Linked DNA regions of Homo sapiens: region 1 is linked to region 2. The links are chromatin contacts, found by Hi-C or POLR2A ChIA-PET in ENCODE. All regions are on one chromosome and are shown on one strand. The core of a region is the stretch at or near the end of the contact, and the rest is flanking DNA. Distances in the headings are between cores, read along the strand shown.

Region 1 (4,089 bases), core at 801-3,300, 78 kb before region 2:
CAAGGTCAGCACCTGGGGACGGGGGTTGGGAAAAGCAGCCAAGGACCAGACACATGCCTGGAATCTTCAGAGACCTGTCCAGGCAGCCCTGCTGCCTCTCTGTCTCTCCGTGTAGCTTAGGTTGGGGCTTTAGGTGGGCTGTGATTCATGAGTCCTTGGCCTTTTCCGGGGCACTTTCCCTCTCAGGTAATCCTCTTTCTGCTTGAGAACCCCCAGGCAAAACTCTTGGGCAGCAAGGAGAGTGGTTTCTAAAGGGGCAGCCACCTCTCCTTCCCCCAGAATGGCTCCTCTGGTCTCAGAAATGCTGGCTCACACGTCACAGTGGGGTTTCCCACTTGGGGAGCAGTGACCTCTGCCATGGGTTACCCTAAGGAAGGAAGCCAGGGTAGATAAGGGAGTCCCGAGAGGAAGGGAGGGCATAGAGGGCCACAGGCAGAGGGAAGATTCCTCAAAACACTCTCCATGTATTCAGACGTCCATTCACTGAGCCAGCAGCTACTCATTAGTACTTACTCTGTGCCAGGGACCAAGGGTATGGCCAAGGGCAGGAGAGAAAAGCAGCTCCGTCCCTCATGGAAACCCCCTTCTGTGGGGGGCAGGGGACAGTTCCTAAACATGCTTCAATGTGCAGTGGCTGCTGGCGGTGGGAAGCCCACAGGAGGCTGCTGGGTAGGAGGGAGGTCAGGGATGGCCTCTGAGGAATGGTCTGAACAGGGACCTGAAGGAAGAGAAACAGCCCACATGCCCAAAATCTGGGTTTGATGACGTCATGGCACAACCTTACGGTGGAAAACTAGGCAGCCATTGCAGACATTGTTTCCCATGCTCTCTGAGGGGCAAGTGGGAAGCAGTTGTAGATCGCTATGGCATTTTATGAGAGTTTGCACAAAGAAATATCTGAAGAATCCAGGTAGAACCTAGTAGTACTTCTGTCTGAATCCTTCTAAGTGAGGGAATATGAGTGATGTTATTCTTTTTTTTTTTTTTTTTTTTTTTAGACAGAGTCTCGCTCTGTCGCCCAGGCTGGAGTGCAGTGGCACGATGTCCATTCACTGCAAGCTCCGCCCCCCCGGGTTCATGCCATTCTCCTGCCTCAGCCTCTAATTTTTTTGTATTTTTAGTAGAGACAGGATTTCACCATGTTCGCCAGGATGGTCTCGATCTCCTGACCTCGTGATCCGCCCGCCTCAGCCTCCCAAAGTGCTGGGATTACAGGCGTGAGCCACCACACCTGGCTGGTTATTCTTTTTAAGATTCATCAGTGAACATATAATTTATAATTAGTAAAAAGAAAAAGAAAGGAAAAGAAAAAAATGGAAAATTCCTTCTGGAAGGGGCTTTGCATTGTAGGAAGATGAAGTGGGATACTTACTGGGCATGGGGTGTTATTATGACAGGGCAGATTTTGTTAAAGGGATGATGTGGGGTTGCTAGGAAATCCTCAGGGATAAATTTTGAGCTGGGCCTTGTAACACAGTGGGTATCTAGTCTTTTTGTTTGTTTCCAAACTGAAAACATAGTAACTGAAGTAATAAAGTGGTTATGCATTGAGCATTTTTGAAAAATTCAGGCTGTTGAAAAGCATGATCGTGAAAATGCAAGATCTCAGTGCCCATCCCGACCTCTCCTCCGTAGCCACTGTTAATATTTTGATGTATCTTTTCTAAGTTTTTTCTAGCCCGTAGCTATTATGTTAAAAAATAATAATAATAATAAAGGACTGTGATGACAAAAGCAGGGGTTTTTGTAAGGTGGATTTCTTTTTCCCGGAACTCCACCATGGCCATCTGTCCATGCCTCCACCTGTTCATCTCTAGATACTCCTGCGGCAGATGGGCTTCCCTGAGTCAGGTGATCAAGGGCCAACAGCTGGGGAGGGAGAGTGATCAGGAAGCCTCTGCCCTTCCCTCCCCTCCCACCTCAGCCCCCTTCTTCTACAGCCTCCCCCTAGCCTTTCTGCTGCCCACACTCTCACCGCCTGTGGCCCTGCCAGGCATGCTGAGGGGAAGGTCACCCTGCCTGGCCAGGTTCCTGCCCGCCCAGCGCCTGCCTGATTGCTGAATGCCTGCCAAGCTCCTGCCTAATCTGGGGAGAGCTTTAGAAGCCGCCCTAGGGCAGGCTGCTCTTTTGTTTCTGGAATCCAGGCCACTCAGCAGAGGGGCTGGCTTCCTGCACTGCGCTGCTGCGGCCTTCAAGTGGACTTAGGTCAAGAGTGCCTGGGGAGGAATGCAGTCCCTTAGAGCAAAGCCCTTGTAATGAATGCCTTCCCTGCACCCCCTAATTGGGTTAGCGAAGTGATCAGCTAGATTCTCAAACTAAACAGGATAGGCATGCTGCAGTCCTACATTGTTATTTCCATGACAAAGAATCTCCCTTTTCCCAGTGAGGGGAACAAGCTGAGGCTCAGAGCTGCTAATTCTACTTGGTTTGAGGGCTCTGCAGAGGACACACTGACAGAGGCACCTCAGCTCAAAGGTAGAAAGCCTCATTGCACATTTCTCAAAGCAGGTTTCTTTGAAAGCCCAAAGAGCCTTTGACAGAGATAGATCAATTCAACTTCTCTGAGACTTGATTCCCCAGCTTGAGGGAAGAGGAAGGGCCACTAGGCTTGCTGAGCTGCTGTTAACACCAAATACTCTACATTTACGGCAGCGTGACCCCCATTTCTCAGATAGGGACACTGAGGGTCAGTTCACATGCCCAAGGTTGGTAAATAGTGGAACTAAGATTCCGACCCAGAACTGCCTGACCTCACACTCTGTAGGTATCAAGCTAATCCCCGGTATGTGGGGGCGGGAGGTGAGGTGGTTGGTACAGGGAGTGACTCTGTATTTATTCTTTCTTATTCGATACATATTTATTGAATGTCTGCATCTGTGCCAGCTACATAAATAAGTAAATTTTCGGCCACAAAGAGAAGACTACCAAGAGAATAAGGGGAACCTGATTTGGAATGATGGAGAGGTCAGAGAAGTCTTAGGAAGTGACATTTAAGTCAGTATTTGAGGGACAAACAGAAACAGGGAGAAAGAGCATCCCAGGGAGCCAGTGTTCTAGCTTCAAAATCCTGCCCTCTTGAGACCAGCCCCTTCCAGCACGCTGTACCTACTAACCCCTACTTGCCATATATTGCTATGCATTCCAGTGGTCCATAACTTTTCCTTTTTTCTTTTCTTTGCTTTTTTTTTGAGACAGAGTCTCACTCTGTCACCCAGGCTGGAGTGCAGTGGTACAATATTGGCTCACTGCAACCTCTGCTTCCCGGGTTCAAGTGATTCTCGTGCCTCAGCCTCCCGTGTAACTGGGACCACAGGTGTGCACCACCATGCCTAGCTAATTTTTGTATTTTTAGTAGAGACGGGGTTTTGCCATGACGACCAGGCTGGTCTTGAACTCCTGGCCTCAAGCGATCCGCCCACCTTGGCCTCCCACAGTGCTTGGATTACATGAGCCACTGCACCTGGTCCATAACTTTTTCTTTTATGCACCAATGTCTTTCTTTGAGAATCTGCTCAAGGCAAAGGACGCTTCTCCCAGGAACACGTACAGGAAAGACGTTCTTTGTGTTGCCTTGAGTTCTCTTCTCTCACTTGGCTCAAGGGAAAATCTAGAAGGCTTTGAGCTTGGCCAGTTGAGTGGGGAGGGAGGTCAAGACGTTGCCTATCTGACTTGTGTTTGGGGGCTTTGGACTGCACTGATGAAGGCAGCGTGGCCCGGCCAAAGGTCACTTGGCTAAGTCTAATTTCCGGCAGCTGCAGCCCACCAGACACCAAGGATCTATGACTGTGGCTGCTGCTTGTCATGACCCTAAACTTAGAGCCCTGTGCTTAGAGGAAATACCCACGTAGTCTGCAAGCTTGTAGGGGCTGCTGGAAGGTAGGAGCACTGTTGAGAGGAGCTGCCGCCCCGCACTGGCTGCTGCTACCAGCTGTCTGGCCTTACCCTAGGAAGAAGCTGGCCAAAAGATCTCTATGCAAGGCTGCTCAGACCAGGCCAATGATCTGCTCTAATCCCTTCAGTTTCTATTGCCCTCAGAGTAGGGCAAGGCAGTTTTCTCAACAGGGCATGCAAGCTGGGCCCCTGCCCACG
Region 2 (3,756 bases), core at 709-3,208:
CGATAAGAGGGAGACTGCATCTCAAAAAAAAAAAAAAAAAAAAAGAACTTGCATAGGAAGGCACAGGATGAAATTGTTGTTGTTGTTTTTCTATCTGAGATATAAGCAGCTGGAAGGCAGGAAGCCTGCCTTATGTTTCTGTTTGGCCTGTGCAGGGCAGGGCCTATAACTGTGCAGTGTCTATACCTGGGCCTTTACATACTTGTTGGTCGGCTCAGGCATCAGCCAAAGCTCTTACAGATCTAAGTAGCAGACACGGACTCTTGGTGACAAACCAAAAAATAAAATTTTTGGAAACGTATGGAGTAACTCATAGAAAGGATGAAAAAGCTCCACCACCAGGCCTCCAGATAGCACATAGCACCAGGAAGCAAGAAGGAAGGGACAGTCCCTGGGGCACTGCCAACCCATTGATTACCTTCAACAATCCTTCATCCTTATAGTACTGCACTCATGACTCAAAGTCCCAGCTTGGACAGTTACAGGCTCTGTCACTTGGACAAGTCACTTAACCTCTGTACTGGGGTGTCCTCGTTGACAGAATAGAGCTAAAAATAAAGCCCACTTCCTTAACTGGCAATGGGAGGGTTGGATGCTCAGTACATGAAGATCCTTAGAAAGGGGGCCAGCACCTAGCAAGCACTTCATAAATATCAGCTACTAAAAAATACCAGGAGAGAAAGCCCAATGGGCTCAGCCGAGGACATGTATTCCCTCTGGGGGTGGGTGAGGCCAGTGGAGGCTCTTAACTGACAGTCCCACAGAGACCCACATGCAGCAGTATCTTCAAGGAGCAGCTCTCCAAGAAACACAGAAGTACACTGACAGAAGAAGGGGGAAAGGATACTGGGCAGGCAAGAACATAAGTGCCCATGATGACTTCTCAGCTCCCCAGGACAGAAAAAGGGTCCGACTCCAACATCTACAGGTTTGATCTAGGGCAGTGGCTGGGAAGAAGGAAGAAGATTGAGAGGCATGTCTAACAACGTCCAAGCAATCTCCCTACCAAAGCAGCCCATGACCCTTGAAAGATATTGCTTCAGAAGAAAGTCAGATGGCAAAAGGTCGTCCCGCTCCCATGCAATCATTCATTGCCCCCTCTCCTGCCACTGGCAAACCGTGATTAATTCCTGTGGCAGCCGCAGAAATCATTCCTAATGAATTTCTAATGAACTCATTTGGTGTTAATGCGGTGTGTAATTCTGCAGGACACTCGTTGTAATTTAGCCTTATTAAATCTCTAGTTATTGGGAACTACTATTGCTCTAAGCTCATAAGCAGGAGAAAAGTAATTATGCAGAGCAAGCGGTTAAATTATGAAAAGGATTGGACATTCTGAGAAGGCTGAGACGTGGCTGCTCCTGTGTTTTCTCCCTGGGGTGCACTGCTCTACAAAGGTGAGCAGGCTGTGCAGGTCTTCGAGCTGAGGCAAGAATGCCCACCTTGACTTCTGTTCTGCAGTGTTAGAGCTGTGCAGGCTGCCCCTGTGTTCTGGTATTTTTAAGGGCCAACCAAAGGTGGCCTTGTCCCCACATGATCTACCCCACTTGCCCACTGCTTGGGCCTGAATTTCCACCATAGGGATAGATTCCTTCATGTTTGAGGTGCTGTTCCAGGTTGAAAGGTAACTTGTACCACAGTTCAGAGAGCAGTCACTGATAGGTTATCTCATCTGATGATCACAGCTTCTCAATTATTGTCATTAAAACCCTTTGACAGATAAGGAGATTAAAGTTCACAGAGGTGAAGCCACTGGGCTCCCAAGGTCATCACTGGGTGCCAGAACTAGGAACAGAGCCCATATCTCCTGGTAACCAGGTGAATTCTCTTTCCAGCTTACCTGTCATTCATTGCCTGCTGTGTTTTTCATGCATATGTGACTCATGCTTCCACCTAGATCACATGTTTCTTGAGGTCAGAGCCCTTTCTGTGATCTGCTTTACCTGTTTGACTTGCCTTGGTACAGAGAATGGAGCTGCAAGACTCCCCTGGTCAGATCACGTCGGGTCTCCTGAAGACACCAGGAGGATTCTACTGTGCACAGGTTGATTGTATGTCTCCTTTTCCCACTTCTTCCTGAAATTTTCTTATTATACTTTTGATTAAAATGTATGTCTTAGGTTGCTTTCTGTTGCTACAGCTGAATACCTGAGACTGTATATATAGACATAGAAAAGGGCTGGACGCAGTGGCTCATGCCTGTACTCCCAGCACTTTGAGAGGCCAAGGCTGGGGAATCACTTCCGGCCAGGAGTTTAAGACCAGCCTAGGCAACATAGTGAGACCCCCGTCTCTAAAAATAAAAGAAAAGGAAAAAAAGACAAAAAAGACGATGATTTATTGCAGTTTTGGAGACTGGGAAGTCCAAGGTCTAGGGGGCACAACTGGTGAGAGGCTTCTTGCTGGTGGGGACTCTCTGTAGAATACCAAGACGGTACAGAGCATCACATGGCAAGGGGAGCTCACTGAGAGCCAAACTGGCTTTATTTATTTATTTTAATTTTTTGAGACAGGGTCTCACTTTGTCACCCAGGCTGGAGTGCATGGGGCAATCACTGTTCACTGAACCCTCAACCTCCCAGGCTCAAATAATCCTCCTGCCTCAGTCCCCCAAGTAGCTAGGAATACAGGTGTGGGCCACCACACCCGACTAATTTTTGTTTTTTTATTTTTTTGTGGAGAGAGATTTCACCATGTTGCCCAGGCTGGTCTCAAACTCCTGGGCTCAAGTGATTTGCCTGCCTTGGCCTCCCAAGGTTCTGGGATTATAGGCATGAGCCACCACACCAGACCTTTATTTATTTCTGAGAAAGGGTCTTGCTCTGTTGCCCAGATCAGAGTGCAGTGATGCAAAGATGGCTCACTGCAGCCTCAGCCTCTGGAGTAGCTGGGACAACAGGTGTGAGCCACCACACTTGACTAATTCTTTTTTTTTTAGAAATGGGGTCTCCCTGCTGGGTGCAGTGGCTCACGCCTGTAATCGCAGTACTCTGGGAGGCCGAGGCAGGCAAATCACAAGGTCAGGAGTTTGAGACCAGCCTGGCCAACATGGTGAAACCCCGTCCCTACCAAAAATACAAAAAATTAGTTGGGTGTAGTGGCAGGCACCTGAAATCCCACCAACTTGGGAGGCTGAGGCAGGAGAATTGCTTGAATCCGGGAGGCAGAGGTTGCAGTGAGCCGAGATCACACCACTGCACTCCAGCCTGGGCAACAGAGTGAGACTCCCTACAAAAAAAAAAAAAGAAAAGAAAGAAAGAAAAAAAGAAATGGGGTCTCCCTATGTTGGCCAGGTTTGTCTTGCATGCCTGGCCTCAAGCAATGCTCCTGCTTTGGCCTCCCAAAGTTCTGAGATTATAGGCATAAGCCACAGTGCCTGGCTCCCACTCTCATGATAACTAATCCACTCTTATGATAACCCATTAATCCTTTAATTTATTAGTGGATTAATTCATTAATGAGGGCAGAGTCTTCATGATCCTATCACCTCTTGCTATAGTTACATGGGGTAGTAAGCTTCAACATGAGATTGAAGGGGACAAACATTCAAACTATTGCAATGTAGATTCAACTTTTTTCTTTTTTTTTAAGAGACAGCATCTTGTTCTGTCACCCAGGCTGGAATGCAGTGGCATGATTTTAGCTCACAACAGCCTCAAACTCCTGGGCTCAAGCGATCCTCCCACCTCAGCCTCCCAAGTAGCTAGGATGAAAGGCATGCACCACCTCACCTGACTAATTTTTTTTTTTAGACAA

Evidence for each region. Hi-C counts contacts between places; a loop is a spot of excess contacts on that map. ChIA-PET counts read pairs that join two places held with the same protein, here RNA polymerase II (POLR2A). Pooled maps may share reads with other maps.
Region 1: a map of posterior vena cava shows a loop between it and region 2 (1.8-fold over the local background). The contact joins the enhancer-like site here to the promoter of FABP6-AS1 in region 2. A Hi-C loop is called at or near these places in 1 of 168 maps with a recorded cell type or tissue (posterior vena cava) and 1 of 50 pooled maps. POLR2A ChIA-PET finds 5 or more read pairs at or near these places in 5 of 52 experiments (AG04449, AG04450, H1 and 2 more).

What each region holds. Positions count from the first base shown.
Region 1 is chr5:160,285,737-160,289,825 of GRCh38, reverse strand. The region is part of intron 2 of CCNJL (cyclin J like); the gene reads left to right. Among named protein-coding and RNA genes, the nearest start is that of CCNJL, 25 kb to the left of the region's middle. RefSeq lists enhancers at 445-1,422, 2,937-3,670, 3,671-4,089. Within about 2 kb of position 2,050, at least 20 of the 41 ENCODE cell types and tissues checked have a DNase peak (open chromatin) inside an H3K27ac peak, as active enhancers do.
Region 2 is chr5:160,208,272-160,212,027 of GRCh38, reverse strand. It overlaps FABP6-AS1 (FABP6 antisense RNA 1), which reads left to right and starts at 1,958. Exons shown (of 4, transcript XR_941148.3): 1 at 1,958-2,051. It also overlaps a transcript of FABP6 not described here.